Regions from separate parts of the Homo sapiens genome. Here region 1 is linked to region 2. Evidence: chromatin loops called from intact Hi-C (ENCODE). Cell type or tissue: psoas muscle. All regions are shown on one strand.

Region 1 (8,000 bases), 770 kb after region 2:
GAAGTAAATTTCCAAATGGCTCATTTGTTAAGCAAGCAAGGAAAGTATTTGCCAATGGTGAGTTAATTAAATTGTGTTTGATTACAGCAGCCAAAGAATTGTGTCCAGAGAAAATAAATATCTTTAACATCCTACTCTTTCCATGAAAACAGTGGCTCGAAGTACAGTATGTATGAAACAATTACAGCTATGAATATTTTCCAAAAAATCAAGGAAATACTAATTCAGCACAATCTGAAGTAGAATCTGCTAAGATGTGTAACAACTGATGGTGGTAAAAATATGTATGAAGCAGAAAAAGGCTTAGCTGGACAAAATTTACAAGCCTTGTGAAATGTAAGGTGTTTAAAGCTTATGGCTATTAATCATATTCTCAATCAGCAGGTACTCTGCAGAAAACATCTGAATCTATCATGTGTTATTGAACCGTAATGTCACAGGTAAATTTCATTTGTTCTCATGACATTTTTGTCAGAAATAGAAGCTAAATATCCTGACGCGTCCTGCCACGAAACAATACAATGGCTTAACAATGGCAGAGTTTTACTGAAATGTTTCAAGCTCCAGGCTGAGACAAATTTTTCTGAATGAAAAGAATGACCCTCAACTACTATTGTTGCTGCAGACTTGATATATCTGTTAATGAATTCAGCCTAAAGTTAGAAGGACAACAGGGTCTACGTGCAAAACCTATATTGAGACAGTCATTTCAAGGACAACTAACATTGCCTAAGTCACAAGTCATGTCAAGATGCTTCATGTACTTCCTATGCTGTCAAAAATTAAAATAAGAAGATCTCTACTGCCACACAAATATGCAGCAGACATATTTTCCAAAATCAAATATTTCCAGCAGTATTTTTTCATACCTCAATGCAAGTAGAAACGAACATTCCACATTTCAAAAATCATTTAACTGTGCAATGAGGAGCTTCTACCTAATCCTCAATTGGAAGTGATTAGTCTGCAGTGTAATGATTTGCTAAACGTTAAGTATCAAGAAAAGAGTCTAAAAGAATTCTGTAAATGTCGTCCAAGCAATGAATATGCTCTATTAAAACCATATGTTCACAGACTATTAGCAGTATTTGGCAGTATCTAAGAAGACATTTTCAAAGATGAAATACATGAAATCTCATTACAAATCAGCATTAATAGGTGGTTAATGCTGCATCTATAATCAATTTTGATGATAGAGAACACTAACTTTAAACTCCAATTAAGCCAAATGTTATCCCCTCTCCTCCAAAAAAACATTCATTCTTCTCATTAGCAAACCTTTATTGCAAAAATTGTTCTCAATCATTATTAGTATCGCATTTTGAGCTTTATTAATAAAAAACTTGTAGAAATGTTTTCTCTCTTGTTATGTAAGTACTTACATAATGAAATAATTAAATAATTTAAAATATCCTTCATTTTGCCTCTTGGCTGATAAAGCCTGAAATATTTATGATTTGGTCCTTTAGATGAAATGTCTACCAACTCCTAACCTACATGAATAAACTAAAGCAAAGAAAGGTTAAGTAACTTGCCCAAGATTATAGAGCTAGAAAGTGGCACATCAGGTTTTAAACCCAGGTAGGATAGGTACAGAAACCATTCTCTTTTAACCGTTTCATATTGCTTCATGAAGCAAGAGTAGGATGTCATAAAAAAGGAAATAAAGAACAAGAAAGGACACCTGAAATTTAAAACAAAAGAACGGAGAAAAGATAAAAGTTAAGGGAACTCCCATAATAAAGAACAAGAGGACAAATAAGTGAAAAACAGGAGGAGAAAAAATAGAAAATTTAAAGAACAATTTAGAAGATTTTAATATATTAATAGTAACAGTTCCAAAAAGAAAGCACAAACAAAATGGGGGATGTTACACTGTCAAGTCAGGCATGGTGGGGATCTGAGATTTTACTTTACTGACAAAGCTGAAAAAGGCATGAAACCTCTGGAACAGGGACACAAAACAACTGCAATAGCAGTAGCCAGAGTAACACCTTGCATCAATTTCTTAGGCACTAAATCCCACAGGCCGTTCAAAGTATTTGGTAAAAATTAATAATATATCCATGGAAAACTAAGCAAACTAGGGGGAGGGAAGGGGAAACATGGTGAAGTACTCACCAGCAGTGAACAATATTTATGTAGTCATAATAATATAAAAGCTAAACACTATATTAACCAAGAATTCTTATATACCTATACTGGAAGTGCTTTTAGAAATAGGGGAAGGAAAGGGAAGAATACCCCACCTACCATAACAAGAAGTTAATATGTATTATCTAAAATTGATAAATCACAAAATAGCAATTTAGGCAGATTTATAAACGCAGAGGTAAGAATCAAAAGAAAAAGCTTAAAAGAATTTTTAGGGCCAGGTGCAGTGGCTCAGGCCTGTAATCCCAGCACTTTGGGAGGCCCAGGCAGGAGGACCATTTGAGGCTAGGAGTTCAAGAACGGCCTGGGCAACACAGTGAGACCCCATCTCTACCAAAAGAAAAAGAGAGAGAGAGAGACAGAGTTCTTAAAAGTAACTGCCTCTGAAAATGAGATTAAAAAGTGGGGATGGGTAAGGATACTGCTGATTTTTTATAACCTGCCTTTATTATTATTTACCTTTTCTAACAATATACAAGTATTACTTTAAGTAGAAAAAATATCAAAATAAATAAGAGAGAATGAGCTTTACTATTTCATAATCAATGATTCATATAAACAATTCAATGTGCAAATACTAAAGAACAAGTACAGGGTTGAAAAACCAAATAAGCCATATATAAGCTACATCACATTATGGTTACATTAAGCACAAGAAGCCTATCAACAGTCAATAAATATTTCCTGAGTGCCCACTATGTGGCCAGCAGTATGCAAAGTGCCAAGGTTAAAGTTGTGAAGAAGGGAATGATATACAGAGATACGGATACATCAACAAGAAATGTTAAGATGGCAACTATTCAAGCTTCCAAGGGAAAGCTTCCAAGAGTTCATACCATAAAAGTTAAGACCAGCTGGGTGCAGTGGCTCACGCCTGTAATCCCAGCACTTCGGCAGGCCAAAGTGGGTGGATCACCTGAGGTCAGGAGTTCGAGACCAACCTGGCCAACACGGTGAAATTCCGTCTCTACTAAAAATACAAAAATTAGCTGGGTGTGGTGGCAGGCGCCTGTAATCCCAGCTACTTGGGAGGCTGAGACAGGAGAATCACTTGAAACCGGGAGGTAGAGGCTGCAGTGAGCTGAGATCACGCCACTGCACTCCAGCCTGGGCAAGACAGAGGAAGACTCCATCACAAAAAAAAAAAAAAAATGTTAAGACCTAAAGGACAAGAAGGGTTGGCCTGGGTGGATGTGGGAGTTCAGAAACTTCCAAAGCAGAGAACAGCACGTGTGAAGCCCTGTGGTTAAGAAATAACAGGTAGGGCCTGTTCAAGGACCTGAAAGAAGTTTAACATGGCTGGAACAGAAAAGGAATCAAAGCAGAAGCATAAGAGACCAGAAAGTACCTTTTTCGAACACGTCTCTTTCTCAAGGAGCTGCTCTCCTCTCTCCTTTCTTCTGTCTATTAAGCTTTCCACTCCTTAACCCACCCACATGTCCGTGTCCTAATTCTTTCTCGGCAGGCAACAACAAACCCTAGGGTATACACCCCAGATAGTGTAGCCACTTCATAATGGCAGCTTTGTCCGGGATACCAAGGTACAACATTCATAAGAACGGTAAGGGGAAGAGCGAACTCTAACTCTGTCCTTTCATTCCAAGGTTCTCGGCTTCCATTTTAGACCTTTCATGGAGGACTTAGCTGTCGTGTGGGGCTGGAAGAAGTCCTGGGGCAACTGAGGATTTCTGGCCGGCGCTACCCCCTGGTGTTATCCAAAGGCTTCTGGACCCCAGCCGCCAACCGCCCCAATGCGGTGTCGGCAACAGGATCTCCAACTTTCCTATTGTAATCTCCTCCTCTCCTGTTCGCAACCGTCATATCTCTTATCCTCTCTGTATGAAATGTGTGGGAAGTTTTATGGTTCAGGGAAGTAGTCTTGTTTGGTAAGATCAGGGAATGTCGTAGTAACAAGGCATATAGCTCAAGGGGAAGCGTCTTTGTGATTTTCTAAGAACAGGGCTCCCTGACCCCCCAACAGTGAGAATCTCTCTTTCTCTGCCCTTGGTCTGGAGAGCACATGGCATTTTCCAGGTCTCTCTCTGCCCTTGGTCTAGAGAGTATGTGGTGTTTCAAGGTCAACAGCGCCACCTAGTGAAATAGGAATCCTCTCCATGAAGCACACTGTCAGTCCAATGAAACATCCTAGCCTCCCAATTCTCTTTCCTTTTTGTGCCTCTCTACTAGAAACCAGGCTTTATGCTGGTTCTGTAAATGAGAAAACTCTGCCTTCAACAATTAGGGGTAAAATATTCCTCCAAAGCCAAAATTTAGTCTCAATACTGTCTCATCAGCAGGAAAATGGCCATTCAATCCCTAAGTTTTTTTAAGCCACCTATTCTGCCTTCAATTAGAGTAGTACTTAATTAGTAAGGGAATTTTAAGTTTGGAAGTTAACTGGAACCATTATCTAAGGGTAAATGCTTCAGCACAGGCCATAATAGCAGGATACAGAGTTCAATCTAGCACATCCCCTGCATTAAAGGGGCCTTGCCCAACTATTATGTAGTTTTTCTTGAAATCCATTTTTCAGGAAGCCAGGCAAGTCACACAAGTCTAGGAAGTTAAAGGGAAATCACAGGCAGAGGACTACAGCCACTTGGGTGAGCATGACTAGCCCCAGTGACTTAGTTCCTCTGGTTCCATGACTGGGGGTCACACTTGCAACCATGGGCAGCATGTTCAACAAGGTGCCTGGGACCCAGGAAACACAGGGGGAAAAAAGCAGGGGGGATGCCCCCACTGCTTCCTCTCCACCATGGGTCACACCAAAAGGAAGGAGACTAAAGGGCCACCTTTTTCTCTAAGTGGGTACCATCTTCATCCTGCACTCCCCTGGAGTGCATTCTGAAGCACAAGGATTTCTTTGACCCTGAAACTTTAAAAAGCAGCTCATTTTCTTTTGCACAGGGCATGGCCTTTTTACTAGACCTTTGCAAGCGTTACAGAATTAACCCAGCCCTTTTAGCAATCATATTGAGCAGGCCCAAAGAGAATAATTCCCCAAAATGAGAGAAGCAACTTCTGGGGAAATCATCTGAGGCAGCTATTGGGTGTCCCAGCCCTTCAAGTCCCCCTTATTTAGGGCCACCTCCAACCATACCACCAGTTCTTCCACCTCCACCATCTCCAAAATTTCCCACTCCCCACTTTCACTCTTACCTCTACAGGAAATGCCCAATGGAGGTGATGTCACTAGGGTTCAAGTTCCCTCCTCTTTGCAAGACCTTAGGCAAATAAAGGTGACTGAGGCCAATTTTCTGAAGACCCTGATAGGTATATAGAAGCTTTCCAAAATTTAACTCAGGTGTTTCACCTCTCATGAAGAGATTTTATGTTGCTTCTAAGCCAAACCCTAATTACAGCTGAAGAGCAGGCAGCAAAGAAATTGAAAGATAAGCAACGTTTCCTATAGTAGGCCTAAAACGAAAAGAGAAAATAGGGAAGGCAAAGAAATAAGAGAAACACAATTCCCAATAGGAAGAGAGGCGGTACCTCTTGACAACCCTAACTGGAATCCCCAGACTTTTCTATGGTGTTTTTCCTTCTTTCACAGTGTACAATGGTTCCTATCTCTTCCTGTATAATGTTCCTCCAAAGTAGGAAAAGTTAATTTCCCCAAACCTTAAAATGGTTGACTTAGAGTTGAGCTAATGGGAAGGGAACCCAGAAGCCTGACATGCTGGCAAAAGGGTAAAAGTTTTTTTACCAGTCAACATTTTGGCTTATCTCTTCCTGTGCAAACCAGTAACAAGGATAATAAGGATGATTGTTTATTCTCTGTAAAGTTTTAATTAATAAAAAAGAATTTGTGAGGTTGGTCTTAAGCTGTAACCAATCTGGTGTGCTTTGTGTGTCTTTCTGTAGCGTTCTGTCAAAAGAAAGGGTACCTTAGGTTAGGATGCAGGCCCAGGACCCCATAAGCCTGACTTTGTCTGGGTCCTAGACTCCACACCTGGTATATAATTAAAATCACTTACTAACCAGGTTTTTTACCTAAAGTAAAAGTTGCTGAGAGTTAACAGTGCAACATGTATTTGAGATCTCTAAAGTTTTATATGCAAGGCTTATAAAAACAGTGAAATGTGTTTTTTAGTAAAAGATTATAAGAAAGCATGAAAATATAAATTTTGCCCAGGGATAAGAGATTATCTTAAATTTAATAAGACAGAGCTAAAGGTTTAAGCAAGTTACAGGAAGACAAAAATTAATCTTGCAAAAATGTATAAACATTAACTAAATTCAAAAGGGTATTATATGGTCTTTTCCTAAATTGAGCATTGAAAGAAAAACACGGCAAGGCTGTCTTAAGACACTAATCTGCCGTTTAACAAAAGGGGTTGTAAAGGGTTTGTAAAGACTTCACCCCATGGTCATTGGTTAAGATTAGGTGAACTTTCCTATGAGGTTTTATCAAAAGGTTGTTTACAACTTTAATAAACTAATACAAGGGTAAAATTTGGCTTTAAACAGGATTTTCATGTAATAGTAAAGGATGATGAAAGATTTTTTCCTTTTGTGACATCATTTTGGCAAAATAAATAATGGCAATTTGGAATTCTATTTCATAACATCAAGTGTTTTAAACCTCTAACATTTAAAAGGCATCCCAAAATCAAGCTTCAAGTTTCAAAATTGTCCTTCCTGATGCCTGGCTTTCTGGATTGTTCAGAAGGCCCCTGAAACATCCAGAGAAGAGGTAAACAGGATTATCTGACATGTTTAGTCACATTAGAATTGCCAAAACGATGTCCAATCTTCTTTAAGTTATATTTTGGTGAATAATACTAATATATGTTCCAAAATTGTATGGGATTTCTAAAATTCTAATGTCTAAGTATATACTATCAATCATAATTAAGGTTAACTAAACTTTTTCCGTCATGTTTTTAACTGTAACCTGGAAATTTTGTCATGCACAGACAATTGTTGTTTTGCTTTGTTCCTTCTGAAAAGACAGTTTATAATCAAGCTATATTAAGGACTTTCAACAGGTGTCCTCAAATGCAGGTTTTTAACAGCTTTGAAGATTGTAACATTGGAAGAGAGAAAGAACGTACAGGACTCATGAACTGAAATGTTCACAAATATCAAGCAAAACAAGAATTGACTAAATGGACTACACTCAGAAAGCTAAAGCAATCTTTTTGACTTTTGCTTGGAATATTGCTGATCCTTGGTTTGTTTTTCAGAGTCAAGGAAACTTATTTTGAACTATTTACAGCCTTTAATAATTGAGTAAGGTATACTCCTGTGAACAAAACTTGAAGCATGATTGTTTCTCTCTGCCTGGTTCCTCTAATCTGTGAGAACTCTTAACTTATGGCAATATAGTTGTTTGCATCAGTGAAATAAGAATCCATTTTTCTTTTTCAACAGGACACAAATGGAAAAACTGGCTATTTTATCAAGGCTTTGACTGGAAGTGTATGCTTCCCTTTAAGGAGTCAACCTCCACTTGCAGAGCTGAAAAAGCCCCATGGGAAGAACTGGCCTCATACCTTGTCTACACAGTCCCCGCACAGGGTTCCTAACCTTTGGTCAGTAAAGAATGTCACTTTCTAACAGGTCCAGGAGCTCCAAGTTTATCTTGGGACCTTAAGAGAAAAGGATCACCCAACTCACAGGTATTTGAAGATACAAACCCATGCTGGGCTCAGCTTTAAGAAGTCTTATCTGAGATTTCTTGTGGAACAGAGTTCCATCGAAGCCAATCCAAAAGGACTATGCAGAAATAATTACTCTTGCTGAACTTTATGCAAATAACAAGGCCAAATATAAGACTAAGGTTTATTCTACAAACAACACGGTCCTATCATAATTTGTTTTTACCAAAATCAGGACTA
Region 2 (8,000 bases):
GTATGTATTCTATGCTTCTTCATCTTTTCCCATGGCTCACCAAAGCTCTGCCTGATTTTTTAAAGTCTTTCTTTACTCTCTGTGTTTCATTTTGGATAGCTTTTATTGCTATTTCTTCAAGTTCACTAATATTTTATTCCAGTGTCAAATCTACTGTTAATCCCATTCAGTATATTTTTCATTTCAGACATTGTAGTTTTTATCTCTCGAAGGTCATTGTGGGCTTTTTTAATAAGCCACTGTGTCCAGCTAGAATCTGCATTTTTAAAGCATTGTAGGAAATTCTGATTATCAGCAAGAGTTGAAAACTTAAAGTCCTGGCTGATAATGCTCCTGGCTTGACTGCTCCTTGGAGTATCTACAATTCACATGGGTACCCTTAGGACAAGGTAGACAGGCTTCTTGATCCCCAAACACAGACTTTTGGTGTTTGAGGAATTTGCGGTCCTGTGAGAGCACAATGGGATGACTTATCTGAGTTTTCCTAGTGTTCTTCAAAGCCCCTCATAAATAGGGCTGGCTGGTTCACTCGTCTGGCCTTGGGTCCTGAGGGTCAGCTGGCCTAGCTATTAGCATATGTGGTGGGGACAACTCTTAATAGTATGGACGTGTCCAATGCAATGTGGGATATTTAGGACTCCTGGCCTCTGCCACTGAATGGCCGTCACTGGAGAGGGGCAGGCATAGTGACCACCAAAAACATCCTCCTACTTCCAGATTCACCTAGGAGATATTGTGCATCCAGCTGAAGGCCCCCAAATGGGAGGGAAAGCCCACCTCTAGCCTGAGGACCTCCAGCCCTCCTATGGGAGTCTTGAGCCTGTACATAGATAAGCGGGCTTCCTAGAGACTTTCTTAGACAAAAATCAGGGCTGGCCTCCCCTCCCTACCTGGAGGCAAGAAGGAAAGAGGGTGACAAAGGGAGGTTGGCCTCAAGCCCATTGCCTACCTGCCCTCCACTTCTGCACCCCAGAAGAAGAGGGGCATAAAGATCCTACCAGCTGTGTCCCCAGCATGTTCTCAACCCACAGAGGCCCAGACCCCCATCTCCGGCCCCTTCTGTCCCTGTTCGGACTCCTTAGCAGGCAGGAGGCTTTGTGATGTTCTCAGCACCCTTGCCCAGCCTCTGTCCTGGGCTCCCCCTGCCATCCTGTGGCCCTGTCAGTCCCTCCCCTGATCTGTTCTGATCTTCCATCTCTCCTTGCTTTCTCACCAGCAGGCGGTTCCCTCTGCCTAAAATCTCACTCAGCCCTTCTCTGCCTGTCCTTTTTCTGGCTCAGGATACCTCCCCTGATCCCTCTCAGATGCACAGGATGGAGTCCAGCATCCACCTGCCATTTCCCCAGAGCCCCTGCCCCCATCTCTGTGGCATGGCTCCCACCACGTCGCACCTGCTTACATAACTGCCAGACTCCCTTCCTGGACTCTGGGCTGCCTGAGGGCTGGGCCATTTCCTTCAGCCTCATAACCCCAGCACCAGGTGCTCTAGAGTGAGTGCTGCTGAAGAACCTCCTTTCTAGATGTGCTGTTGTGTTGTCTAGAGTGTACAAGAAAGGCAGGATTTGTGTCTGTCTTGACACTCAGTCGTCCCTCTGTCTCTGAGTTTCTCCCACCACTTCCCAGCAGAAATTCAGCATGAACCTGGTTATGCTCTTCTCGGTGTGATTTCTGAGACACATTTGTTGTTGTTGTTGTTAAAGAAAACAGGATTTTTCCATCGTCTCCTGTATTAGGACACTATAGGCCATGGCATAATACTAAACAAACCCCACATCTCAGTGGAATCACACACAGAATTTTATTTCTAACTTTCTGAAATTCTGCTGAGGGTCCAGCTGGTCTCCAGGGTAGCTCCTTGGGGACTCCAGGGTCCAGGTGGATTGCGTTCTGTGGCCCTGCCATCTCAATCCATGGTATCCAAGTGGCCCTGGCACAGGCAAAGAGAGCTGGAGGGTCGTGTTCTAGGTCAAGCTTGGCCAACCTGTGGCCCAGGATGGCTTTGAATATGGCCCAAAACAAATTTTTAAACTTTCTTAAAACATTATGAGGTATTTTACAATTTTTTGTTTTAGCTCATCAGCTATCATTAGTGTATTTTATGTGTGGCCCAAGACAGTTGTTTCGGTGTGGCCCAGGGAAGCCAAAAGATTGGACACCCCTGCTGTATGTCTTAAATGCTTTGGCCCAGAAATATCAGCTCCACTCAGAGCCCATTGGACAGAACTAGTCACATGCCCCCGCCCCAACTGCAAGGGCTGACACTTCTGCAGGGGAGCGGGAAGAAGGGGAGCACATGGCTGTTCTGTAAGCCTCAAGTGCCTCTGCCAAATCTTCCTCTTTCCTTCACTTGCTCACTTAACTCATCTTCATGGACAAGTGCTCTGCCCTAGCCTTTTAGAGAGAGAGAATTGATCACATAAGATACAGTTCCCCACGAGAGGCACAGCCTAGTAGAGGAAATGAGACATGCACAGATTACCACATGCATTCAAAGCTGCAAATGCCCGAGCAAGTGCTGGTGCCTTGCCCAGGTCACAGTCCCTGAAGGGCAAAGTCTGGGTCCTCTCCCAGTACACCCCACCTTCCTCCCCTGTGCTGCTGCAGCTCCTGCAGTCTGGGGCGTGAATGTGTGGCTGAGTACAAAGCAGAGGGCGCCATGGGCCCCCACACTGAATGCCTGTTGATCTCCTGGGAGCCCTAGCTTATCTCTCAGTGGGTTACACACAGAGCGCATGCCACAATGAGTGGTTTTAGGAGGTGATGCCTCCACTGGGGGTCAGATGCTGACACCTAGGCGTCTGGCCAAGCTCCTCTCCAGCCAAAGCCAAGGCCCCTATTCCTGGTGACTCCATCTGGCTGTGTTTCCACAACTGGCAATGAATCCAGGGGTGAGTCTCACTGCAGTGCTGACCTCAGGAACTTCATCTCTGGAGCTGCTGGACTCAGGCTCTTGGAGCCCCCACAAGGATGTGGGGCAACAGGGTAGACAGTAGGTGTCTGTGTCCAGGGCTCACCCTATACCTCTGTGAACCCCTGCTGCCAGGAATAGTTCTGCACTCTGAAAAGGCATTTAGTGAGCTAGTTAAGTAAAGGGTCTGTTGGTGGTGTTAACTGTCCCCAAGGTCTTCCTTCCCACACTGGTGGCTGGAGGGAAAGGAGCAGGTACGCTGGGATAGGAGCTAGCCAATAGCCAGGTTTTATGGCATCCACACCGAGGCATGACATGCCATACAATGGCAGCCTCAGGCCAGTTGAGACTGACATTGCTCTCTAAGAACACTGATGGGGTGGTGGGGGGTCGGCGGGGGTGGAGTGGGTGGGAGATGGGGGGCAGCAGAAGGCTCTGAGTACAGGGCCATGGATTCAGGGTTCAATCATGGTTCTCAGTGTTGAAGCCATAGGGCAGGCAGACACTGAGACACACACTTGGGCTCAGACTGCAGTTCTAGGGGACCCCCAAATTCCATCCACAAGGCTGGTGTCCTGGTAGCATTTTTGGCATCTCTATCACAGGAGTGGAGGGGTTGGCCAGGCTACCACTCTGTCAGTGTTGTGGGCAGCCCAGGCCCATCATTAACAGTCCTGCTCTGAGTGTGGCCCCAGTGTTGAGGACTGCTGGAGTGGAGGCCTCGCCAGGATCGGTGGCTGTATGGTGGTGTGCTCCCACTAGAGGGCACCAGCGCACCACTCTGCAGGCTCCAGCCTGGTGCTTGCTGTGGGAAGTCCCCTGGTCCCAGCGCCAGCAGCCAAAGGCGTCTTCACCGGCCATGCCTCCTGGTCAGCGCTGCACATGCACACTGTCCTGAAAATGACCCCACTCAATGCCCAGGCCCTTCCTCCCTGCAGCAAGTGGGAGGATGGCGAGGTGCAAGAGGCAGCCACACTAAGGTGTAGGGAAGCTCCTGTTGGGCCACATGTCCCCTGCTAGGCCAAGGCATGACACTCCTCCAGAGGGCCCGCCCCTCCCTGGGACCCCTGGGAACACACTGCTTCCAGGAGGGCAGCAGCACGGGGCTGCAGGGGAACACCCACTGGGGTGGGGCTGGGGGAGTTACAAAGTGTTGGCTTCCGCCCTTGGAAGGATGGGGGCTGGCTAAGTGGGGAGATGGAGCCGCATAATCTGTAATCCATAGTCTAAGCCGAGTTAATTTACTAAGTTCTGAATTAACTTGACTAAGTTCCAAGTTAACTTGACCAAGTTCCATGTGAAGGCAAGGGATGAAATCCGAATTGCATATCCTTCACCTCATCTCTGGTCTGAGACCACCCCCCGGCACCCCCTCCCCCAGGACCCCTTTACTCTGAGGTGTGACTTGGGGAGCAATTTCTCCATGTGTGTGAAGTCGGCGCGACCAGTGTGAGAAAGACGGTCTAACGGGCATGTTGTCCCTGTGCCCTAGATGGCCCCTAGGTGAGCATTAGATTTCCTCAGGTTCCCGGGCACAGGGCCCTCGGCGCCCTGCGGAAATGCCACCTCCTTATATCACACAGTGGCCTGGTGCTTTTGTGTCATATACAATACCCCATTGAAAGACGTTGTTTGTTGAATTATCCAGTGTCCTGCCCAGGGCTTTCTATCAGGACGTATTTTGGTCATTATCCTTGAATTCTCCCAGACAAACATTATGTCTGCTGTCTTTGGTCTGACAGTAGGAACTACATAACCCACTGACTTCTCGTTTTGCCTTTCTCTTAGGAAATTTTGAAACCAAATTCTGTGTCTGTTGGCCGTTAATCATTAGATGGCTCAGACCTAGCAGGGCCGGCTCCCCTGCCCCCACATTGCTGGCCTTGTCCAGAGCGTGTGACTCAGGAGCCCTTTGCTGTGAAAGGGGCTTAGTGCCCACACAACAGTGGACGCCACCCGGTCAAGTGGGATTTCTGGCCTTAGGGATGTGCCCAAAGCATTCCCCATTGAGGGTCCCCAGAAGGCTCAGGGGACGGAAAGTGGCTTTCTGGCCTCCTGAGCCTGTGTCCAAGTCCAGCCTTCACACGGGAGATGGCTAAAGGAAGGGACAGTTCCTTCCTCGTTCTTCTGCTTGGCCCTGGATGATAACAGAGAGATCCTCCCCACTACCTCTCTAAAGAATCCGAGGGACAAATGAGCTTTCAAAATGAAAATCATGGCTCCATGAAATGACACTCAGGTGTCCCTCACTCCTGGAGGAGTGAAAATGGTGGCCGATAAGGAATGGCCTGGCAGCCCCAGCAGGTGGCGCTGCTGCTATTTAGTAATGGGGGTCCTGGGCGGGAGGCCGGGGCCGCGGCTGGGGCTGCCCCACACTGGGGTTGAAGCCTCTGTAGCCGGGTTCCCAGACCTCCAGATGAGAAGGAGTAACTTTATTGTTCCCTAGGGCTGTGTTAGCTGTTGCCAAGTCTTCTGGAAACTTCTAGGACATGCTAACTCACAGGCGTGAGGATTAGTAAAGTGCCCCGAGACACCCAGGAGCAGAGTCCTGAAAACCATGCCCCACCTCGCCTCCCCAGGCCCTGTGCACCGGCGACTGTTGCTCCATGTCACCCGTGGTCCCACGGAGGTGAGGTCTGACCTTATTCACCCAGGCCAACATTACGGATCAGGCATCTCTCTGTGTCCCAGGCATTGTCTTATAGCCATTATGGACTGAGTTTAAGTGCAGGGGCTGGTACCTGTCCCATAGACGGGGACATGGTATTCTCCTAATGTCCCCTTAGTGAGAATTCAACAAGGAGCGTAATGCACCAACAGTAACACTAGCGAACATTCACAGAGTGCTTTCCGTGTTCCAGGAACTGAGAAGGTCCTTGCTTTTTCTAATCTTACCCTCACGTTGTCCCATGGAGCACGTACTGTTATTGACCTCACTTTACAGACCGATGTCTTTGGTCGGATGTAACCTTCTCAGTAAGGGCTTGTGAACACTCCATATGCCTCCTCATCACTCAAGAATCGTCACTCGATTCTTCCCTGCAGCGCCTGTCGCATGTTTGCTTTATTTCTTTTGCGTCTGTATTCTCCCAGTGGAGTGTACGTTCCCCTGGGGCACATCTAGGGGCTCATTAAATATGGGTTGAGTGACTTGCTCCTGCCCCAGAGGGACTCCCACCCAGCATCTTAGTCCAGAACTTGTGCCTCCACCACAGAGGCTACCATGACTTGAGTGCTGTCTGAGCTGCGGGCTGCATATACTATCTCTGAAGTCTCACAAATACCCTGGGAAATGTTTATTCTATTATTATTTCACAGATTGGAGAACTGAGCTCAAATACCTTGCCTCAAATCACACAGCTGGGAGAAGGGGGATTGGAATCCAGGCAGCCTGACTCCTCTGGTACCTCTTTCTAAGGAGGGACGATGAGGAGGAAGAGGTGCTGGAAAAACATTTTCTAATTCCAGGAGACGGTAGTCACGTACAGCAAGTTAGGGGTGAATGTCATTTCCTTAATAAGCAAGAACAAGAAAGTGGGTATCTCTGTTTTTCTCTCTACTGCTGAAGGCAATAAAAATGGAAAGAAAAAAAGAGAAAAGCCTCTACAGACAGCTTTGAAAGAGAAATATTTTTTTCTTCTTTTTTAATCAGACAGGTTTGTAGTGGCCTTCCCCATCCCTGCTGGCCCAAGACGCTGTAGCAGCCATCAAGGAGGGGGTCTTACAAACGAGAGCCCCTTTCCCTCCCCAGCCACCTCCCCACCCCCAAGTGCTTCCTCCCTCAGGACAAAAATAGGCGCCCATACAATAAATGGGGCCAGAAGTTCTCCAATCCGTGGTTTCCTGTCTGAGACCTCCAGGTAGCAGGTCCACTGGGAAGGGGCAGCGTGCTCTGTGAGGCGAGCCTATTTTTATTTTTTGTTATTTGTGAGTCTTTTTTTTTTTTTTTTAAAGAACTGATTATTCTGGAGGTGAAGACTTTTGTTGGTGACAACTGGGAAAGTTCCTCGGGAAGAGGCCACTGTCTGCGTCTAGATGGGGTTTCCACGCGGGCCTCCTCCTGCTCACTCCATGCGGAGCAGAAGGCAGGGAGCTGGGACTGTGGGCAGCGAGTACTTTCAGGGCTGTGTGGGGCAGGCTTCAAGGGGCCTGGGCAAGTCTGCCCACCCTATAGGAACACCTCAATGATCCAGGCCACGGCTAGGATTTTAGGGATTGGCAAACTGGTCCACAGACCAAGTCCAGCTCTCCAGCCTGTTTTTGCAAATAAAGTTTTATCAAAACGCAGCCACACCCATTCACTTGCTTCCTGTCTGTGACTGCATTTGTGCCACAGCCACTTGCTGTGTGGACCCTATCGCCGGCAAAGCCTAAAATATTGACTCTCTGGCTTTTTACAGAAAAAGTTTGCCAAACACTGATCTAGAATATAAACAGAACAAAAAAGGAAACCTCTGAGAGTTAAAACAGGTGGCAGAAATCCTAAAGCTCACTCACTAGTCATCCAAGAGCCCTTCTGCTTTGCACACAGAACATTGTGTAATTCACCCAAAATAATTTTCTTCCAGCTTCCATTTCTTCTGCTGTAAAGTTGGGGGTCATATACCTGTTCAACTTACGTTGCAAAGCTGTGCTAAGAGTCAAAATACAATAAACCAGTTCATATAATGACAGGGATTTTTGAACTTAAAAAACACTCTGCAGATGTGATGTGGCCTCATGAAGTGGTAGTCACATCTGGAAGCAGGCAGAGAACTGGCAAGCTTGGCAGATAAGAACTGCGCTTGGAGATGGTCCAACAGCTTCCTTCTGTGGGTTTCTTGGCGGGTGGGAGATGGAGGGCAGGGACTGTTGGCTTTCCCCAGCTCCTCCTGAGACTGAGACCTAAAGGGTGACTGTCTTCCTGCCCTTGACCTTAGACAGAAAAGACTGTTGGGGGAGTCTTCTGCTCACCCATTTCTCTTTCCTCTTATGTCCTTCCCTCTTTCTTGCTCAAATCTTCCCCCTCTTTCATGGCCCTGTTCCAATTTCACCTCCTGCATGAAACTATTCTGGATAAATCAGACCACATCAGCCCACAGAGGTTTCTTGG

The links. Peaks named below come from ENCODE experiments on the same cell type or tissue, not always from the same donor. Only the 100,000 strongest peaks of a DNase experiment are listed, where the experiment ranks them.
Region 1: it touches region 2 in a loop (4-fold over the local background); 44 of 110 quality-filtered maps call a loop at or near these places.

Annotation. Positions count from the first base shown.
Region 1 is chr18:49,443,771-49,451,770 of GRCh38, forward strand. The region is part of intron 1 of DYM (dymeclin); the gene reads right to left. Among named protein-coding and RNA genes, the nearest start is that of DYM, 13 kb to the right of the region's middle. In psoas muscle, a CTCF peak has its summit at 4,275 (motif pointing left); no DNase peak of the experiment used is centred here.
Region 2 is chr18:48,671,750-48,679,749 of GRCh38, forward strand. The region is part of intron 6 of CTIF (cap binding complex dependent translation initiation factor); the gene reads left to right. LOC105372107 (a long non-coding RNA gene) reads right to left here. Exons shown (of 4, transcript XR_007066460.1): 4 at 1,776-1,927. Among named protein-coding and RNA genes, the nearest start is that of MIR4743, 5.2 kb to the left of the region's middle. RefSeq lists enhancers at 3,396-3,575, 4,049-4,673, 5,310-5,379, 5,400-5,459. In psoas muscle, CTCF peaks have their summits at 3,684 (motif pointing right) and 5,206 (motif pointing right); DNase peaks (open chromatin) are centred at 3,702, 4,866 and 5,232; H3K27ac peaks cover 1,692 bases.